Linked DNA regions of Homo sapiens: region 1 is linked to region 2. A link is a contact called in ENCODE Hi-C or POLR2A ChIA-PET data. All regions are on one chromosome and are shown on one strand. The core of a region is the stretch at or near the end of the contact, and the rest is flanking DNA. Distances in the headings are between cores, read along the strand shown.

Region 1 (3,626 bases), core at 669-3,168, 910 kb before region 2:
CACTCCATTTTGCTTAACGGCCATGTAGGTAGTTCCAAATGTTTGATGTGTACCAGAAAATCTCTCTCTTCCTGGTTTATAATTATGATCCAGGGCAAATCCAGGTTTTGTTGGGCTTGAAAATTAAATAAATTGGCACTCTCTATGGAAAATAATTCAAATATAAATATACAAATATCACACTGCTAGGCCCTCCCAGGGCCTAGAAGGGTAGGAATGAAAGTGAGAGTCCCTGAAGCTTTAACCGCATTAACTTTTCAGTCAGTTCTATGATACCTGCCATTCCTTAAGTGTGTATTATGTGCACGTATTTTGCGTACAGTATTACACAACAATCAAGGGGAGGTGAGGTGGGCATTAGTGTCTTCATCTTATGGATGAAGACACAGTCTCAGAGGTGATTCAAGATGCCCCTCTGCATAGGCCCTAAGGCAGGGGGTGGGGACTGTGACCTGGACAGGAAGCTGGGGCCTCAGGACTGCATCTAAGCTCCTCCTTTTCTGTGGGTGATGGTGGCTGTCAGGCCCCTGAACCTACGTCATCCCTCCCTCTGATTTGACTGTACCTTTGCTAGGCCTGGTCAAGGGCTAGGGACTCCTAAAGTCAAGAGCTAGGGTAGAGGTTGGGGGTTGGATCTCAGGGCACCATATGGTGCAGACTTGGTTGCAGGAAAGTGACCTATTTAGGCAGAGGGGCTCTATACAACTGGGACCACAGCAAACCCTAGAGGTGAGCACCTGCTTCAAAGACTCACAGATCCAAGCTGTGATCCTAGATCTACAACTTCCTGGCTGTATAAAGTCCAGCAAGACTGAGGCCTCACTGAGCTTCAATTTCCTTACCTGTCTAACCAGAATAGCAACAACTTGTTTGTATATTTGAGCTCATTACATGTCATTTTGTAAGGCACTAAAGCTCCTGGAGGCTTCCGGAACACAGAAATAATTAATCTAAGAATCCTAAAGTGGCTGTCCTGGTAGCACCTCTAGGGAGTCCTCCCATCCTACGTAACTTCCTCTGGGAAAGTAGAAAACACGGCACCTGGGAAGGGGCGCTGAACCGTGCCCCAAGTCCCAGTGGGCCTGGATGCCCAAGAGCAAGAGGAGGCCCAGAGGATGGGGACAGGCCACGACCTGTGGCCCAAGTCCCGCCCAGAGGGAGTGCGCCCTGAGGGAGAGCCACCGGAGCTGGTGACTCGGGGGCGGGTGCTCTGGGGTGTCGCTTTGGGTTCAGCAATACAAATCTGCCAGCTGGAGATTAGGCGGGGCACGCCGGGGAGAGGTGATGCACTGCCGCTGAAGACCCAGGTAGGCCGGTGCGTTCGGCCTGGGTGAGGAAGGCGCGGGACCCGGGTGCGAGGACTGCGTAGCGTCCCCGGCTCCCGCTTCCGCCCGCTTTCCACGCCCACTTCTGCAAGTCCCCTCCGGCACCTCGGCGTCCACCGGACTCCTAGGGGCGAGCCCTCATTTCCGAGGAATGGGACCGCCTTCGTGCCCCCGGGGCTGCCAGTCCCTAGACTAGCCCTAGGGGCTTCTCGTCCCGGCGGAGCCGGGCGGTGCCTCCTGCCTGCGCCTCGCACCTCCCCGCCTGGCACGGCCCACCCGGGCACGGCGCCGCCACGCGTGAAGGCCCGCATCGGCTCCCTACGTGGGGGACGTGCAGGATGATGCGGGGTCGGGGGGGATTTCGCTGCGTCGCCCGCCCCCTTTCCGGCGCAGGAGGGAGCGGCCGCCGCGTCCCCGCTCCCCGGCCGGGACGCCACCGCCGGGCGTTGCAGAGGCGCGCCGCAACCAATGGGCGTGGAGGAGGTGGGTCGGCTGGCGGCTGTCACCCTCCAGGGGACGGGAGCGCGGAGACCGGGAGCGCGCGAGCTGTCGCCGCGCCCCGGGCCGAGGGGGAGGAGCCGGGGGAGGAGGAGGAGGAGGAGCCGCCGAGCAGCCGCCGGAGGACCACGGCTCGCCAGGGCTGCGGAGGACCGACCGTCCCCACGCCTGCCGCCCCGCGACCCCGACCGCCAGCATGATCGCCGCGCAGCTCCTGGCCTATTACTTCACGGAGCTGAAGGATGACCAGGTCAAAAAGGTGAGCCCCCGCCCGCGCCGCCGCTGGTCCTGGCCGCAGCCTTGCGTTCCGGCATCCGCTCGCCGCCTCCGCTGCCTCCATCCTCCGGCGCCCGGCCTTCTCCGGGCCAGCATCGAGTTGGACTGCAGGGCGCAAGGAAAGCCTTCGCCTTCGATTCTACCGGCATTGTCAGTGTCTCTGTGTGTGTGCGTTTTTGGGAGGGGGGCAATCGGGCGGAAGACCCCCGAGACCGGGCTGCCTGCTGCAGTGTCCTTGAAACGGGCCCTGGATGTCAGATAGGCCCCCGGGCTGTGCGGGGAGGTGGCCGGTGGGCCCTTCCGCAGGGCCTGTTCGGGAGGGTCCGAGCGCCGTGGGAGGAGGTGTGATCATGGAGATGCTGGGGAGGTGATCGAGCAGCAGGCGGGGGTGCTGGCTGGAGGCCAGGCCTCCCATATTTGGGGTTCCTGGCGGAGGGTGTCGGGTGCCCCGGAGAAGCTGTCGCCGGGCTCTCCCAGTTGTTTGAGCTGCTCGTTAATCTGAGGACGAGGTGACCCGCCCGGCTTCCCGGAACGGGGAGGGGCGGCGAGGCCACCGGAAACTTTGCTCATAGGCCTCGTGTCTGGAGCGGCACGTCTGAATGGAATTTTTTATTCCTCTTAAGCTGTAATTTCTAGCCAGCACAGGAGCTCAAATAAGCGACTGGTCATTTGAGTTGGGTGGACGCCTGTGGCATGCTTGTTCTAGCACTTGGACGCATGCATCCTCCTGTCCTGAGGTGTTGTTGCCTTTGACATCTTAGTGTAAAATACTGTCCGCTGGCAGGTCTTAAAGGTGTATTTGTCTCTTCTGCCAGCTGTGCTACCATATTTTAAAGAAACAGCCTAAGCTGTAGGGAAAGACGCCCGTTTTATCAGTGCCAGGTCTGGTACAGGCTCCAGGCCCACCCACCCTGAACGTGGTGACGTTATTGCTGGGGTTAGCTGGGATGGACTGGCAAAGTCATCTTGACTTTGGCGTTCAGACAGGTGGAGTTCTACAGGTGAAAGGCAGGAGTGACAGGCCTTGATTTTCTGCCCGGCAAGCCATAGGGTGTTCCATCCTCTTCCTGTGCATCTAAGATGACTCCCTCATCTGGCACCATAGGAAACAGGCCTACTGAGGGCAGCGACCTTATCAAGGTCACCCAGTGAGTTAGAGGCAGAGCCAGTCAGGGGGATCCAGGTCTCCCAGTGCCTCCACCCAGGAACTTCACCAGGGTCCTCCTGGAGGTCAGCTTCCAGGAGGGAGTGGGTACTGAGAGACAAAGCCGCTGGGGACCCTGCCGTGATCTTGGATCCCATGGTGGGTGGGGACCGGGAGTGAGGTAGGTAGGAGATAGGCTTGGGAATGCCATCTGCCATTGCTCTTTATGGCTTTAAGCACTCTGGGGTTGTCAAACCGTGGCACTCGAAACACTTGCTCCTATGGAGCACCCTGGAGCTTCCCTCTGGCCACTGACCTGGGAGCTGTGCGTGCGGGTGTGTGCATTTCATGAGTTTTCTCTAGTGGTGTTGTGCATCACTGAT
Region 2 (3,367 bases), core at 270-2,769:
CTTGAAGATCCACCCCTCACCTTCAAACCAGACAGTCACCTCTGTAAGCCTTTCCTACAGAGAAATTCTGGAGCCAACACTATTTCCAGAAAAACAGTCCCATGAATTATTAGTCAAAAGTTACTGGACTGTCCTTGCTGCTTAATTGCAAAATTAAATAAAATGGAGAGTGGGGGGTAGTTCTCACCCTTCCTGGATTTTACCTGATAGTTAACCTTTGGCTAGATGTGTAAGCTTTACAGTTCGCTTTCCTTTTCCTCCCGCACCAGGCTACTTTTTGTTCCTTCAATGCCTATTCATTCGTCTCCTCTACTCCCCGCTTCCCCTTCCTTCATACACCAACTCAGAGTTCGAGGCACCTGCCCATTTCCTTCCAAATAAAACTGTAAAGAGGTTACAATAGAAGCGCCTGTGGTGACACATTTACGAACGCCTCCGTTATCGCCCATAATCTACTCCTAGTAGCTGGGGGTGGGGGGAGTAAGAGGATAAAGAAAAACCCCAAGTAGCTTTCCTCCACCTACAAGGCCAAAAAAACGTGGTGCCCTAAGGAGCGTGGAGGGCGCCAGCATGCAGCCTCCCGGTTTCCCCGTGCAGCCCTAGGTGCAGGACCCGGGGTAGGTACCCCCTAGACGCCGAATCCTGCAAAGGTAAAAACTTGGCACTTTCTCAGTCTTGTTTCCAGACTGACGTCATCTGTTTGATTTGAGGGAAACAGCTTTCTGTTTCATAAGGAGCATTCCCAGCATCGGCGCTGAGGGAAAACAGGCGGCGCAGAGGCAGGAGCACGACCGGGCCGCGGAGGACCGGTCCAGCGCCTTCACAGACGGCTCCCGATCCGGGCCTCAGTTTTCCCGTCTGTAAAACGAGGGGGTGGACTTGGCTCCGCTCAGCGCCGATAATCTGAGCTACGGCGGCGGAATTAAGGTCTTTAGGAAGTCACTGCCCCCCCCGGCCCGGAGTCGCCTTTTCTCCAAACTGAGCAATCCTCTTACGGGAATTATGTTACTTCCAAGCACCTTTCTAGGGTGGGTCGGTGATTTCCTTTTCCCAACAGACCCTGTCAGAGCCAGACACCTGCAAAACTAGCTGGGCCCAGGTTCGGGTACCCCGAGGCGTGACAAAGGGACCATCTCCGTTCAGCGGGGAGGGATGGCCGGAGGCGACCCTCGCCGCCCCGACCGGCGGCGGCAAGTATGCAATGTGAGGCCGGCCAGGCCCCACAACGCGCCCGAGGAGACGGGCCCGCGTCGGAGACCTGGGGCCGAGCGCGGGCCGCACCCTCCCGGGGAGGCAAGGCCCGGGAATGAATGGGCGGACGGGCGCGGAGGGGCCACGGGCCGCAGACACTCACTGAGGAAGACTCGGTACTCCAGGGAGAAGGGCGCGGCGCGCTCCTCGGTGCTGAAGCCGCTCATAGTGCCGGAGTCCTGCCGCCGCCGCTGCCACAGAGCCACCAGCCCGCACGCGGCGCCGACTGACAAGGAGAGAGCCCCACGCCTGCGCACTGCGAGCACTGGACCGGCGGGCGGGGCGGGGAGCGCCTTTAACGCGGCTCTGCTAGTGTTCCCACCCCCGCCGGGCCAACCCCGTGCGCAGGCGCACTCCGCCAGGCCCGGGTGTCCGCACTCCCCAGCCCCGCCCCTCGGGCCCAGCCTCCGCGATGGCAGCTAGGGCTCAGAGGCTGGGCCACGTGGCTGCCGCCGGCGCTGGTTCTGTTCCTTCGGCTTTGGGCTCTGACCCGGGAGGGCAAATGCGCAGGCTCTAAGCTTGGACTAGCTAGGAGTTGACCGCCGACCACGCACACAGGGAACTCACCTTTGATTCTCACACACTCCTCCCCGCAGTCCTATTCCTTATCTCAAAAGGCGTTGATAAGTCACCTGCTTCCCCAGACAGGCTCTGCTTGCGGTCTTAAAGGTGAGCATTTTTCTGATCCGTCGTAACAAAGTTGAGCCATATTACTGACACCCCTAGTGGCTACTAGTAAGGTACTCGCTTCTCCACTTTCTATAATCTCTCTCACTCCGTTGCTTATCTGGGAAGTGAAGATAATAATATAACTATTTCATGAGTTACTGGGATGATTACCCGAGTTAATACACGTCAAATGCCTGAAGCAGAGCCTGTATCTTTGTAAACAATCTGGAAGTTGTTACTGTCACCCTCCCCAGTGGGGGAGGATTTACGCCCCCGCGCCCCCCGCCCCCTCCATCCCCCCTGCCACCCTACTTAACCCACCTGGGTCTCCAGGGGCTTCAGATGGAAGCACTGGGAAGGTCCAGGCGTGAGCTAGAGTCCCGTGAAGGAGTGTTCTCAGGGACAGGCTCTTCTGATCTTGATTTCCTGTTTATATTCCATCATATCAGGCCAGACCCCAAAAACTAAAGTCTGATTGAGGCAGTGGGAAAATATTTGCATCACTTACCTCCCCAGGAATACATGTAAAAGAAAAAAAGTATATCCACAATCCTAAATATAAATTAGCAAATTATTATTCACATTTCAAAGAATGCCTGGTTTTATTTATTTATTTATTTTAATTTCATGGCCAGGATTTCTTTAAATAACTTTTTCTAGAACATTAAAGATAATGTGCCTTAATGACATTTTGAATTAAACCCTTTTTTCCAAACAATGTCTATTGTAAAAAATGAATATTAAATGAAAACCTAGTAAGATCTCCAGTTAGTTATGGTGTCGCTCCCTTTGTCTCCATCCAACTCCCAAACCTCACTGACACCCATTAATTTTCAGAAGGCTGTGATTCACTGATTTTTTGAACATTTCACCACACTGTTTTACTGCTGTTAAAACAGAAGGGCAGGAAAAAAAATTAGCGAAGCAATAGTTTAGTCAATAATTAGGGTCAAGGCCAGGCGCGGTGACTTACGCCTTCAATCCCAGCACTTTGGGAGGCCGAGGTGGGCGGATTACCCGACGTCAGGAGTTGGAAACCAGCCTGGCCAACACAGTGAAACCCTGTCCCTAGTAAAAATACAAAAATTAGCTGGGCGTGGTTGCACGCGCCTGTAATCCCAGCTACTCGGGAGACTGAGGCAGGAGAACACTTGATCCCGAGAGGCGGAGGTTGCGGTGAGTTGAGATCACGCCAGTGCATTCCAGCCTGGGTGACAGAGCGAGACTCTGTTTCAGAAAAAAAAGTAGGATCAAGTTCAAAGAATATTTTAAGGGGATGCTCTTTTGATTGAACTGCTCTATCACTTTTCTGCCTTTGAGCAGATGGAACCAATTTTCTTGGAAAAACCCAGACTCTCATCTGTGACTGACTTAAGAAGACAGCAGTGATGCAATAATAATGTTCTACATACACTTTCCCTTTGCCTCCTGCCAGCTCAGAGCAAGA

The links. Hi-C counts contacts between places; a loop is a spot of excess contacts on that map. ChIA-PET counts read pairs that join two places held with the same protein, here RNA polymerase II (POLR2A). Pooled maps may share reads with other maps.
Region 1: a pooled map shows a loop between it and region 2 (11-fold over the local background). The contact joins the promoter of HK1 here to the promoter of PPA1 in region 2. A Hi-C loop is called at or near these places in 1 of 37 single-sample maps with no recorded cell type and 6 of 50 pooled maps. POLR2A ChIA-PET finds 5 or more read pairs at or near these places in 2 of 52 experiments (GM12878 and activated CD4-positive, alpha-beta T cell).

Annotation. Positions count from the first base shown.
Region 1 is chr10:69,316,929-69,320,554 of GRCh38, forward strand. It overlaps HK1 (hexokinase 1), which reads left to right and starts at 1,919. Exons shown (of 18, transcript NM_000188.3): 1 at 1,919-2,082. The coding sequence starts at 2,020. RefSeq lists enhancers at 933-1,162, 2,453-2,502 and a silencer at 1,473-2,152.
Region 2 is chr10:70,231,910-70,235,276 of GRCh38, forward strand. It overlaps PPA1 (inorganic pyrophosphatase 1), which reads right to left and starts at 1,520. Exons shown (of 11, transcript NM_021129.4): 1 at 1,355-1,520. The coding sequence starts at 1,418. RefSeq lists a silencer at 1,162-1,731.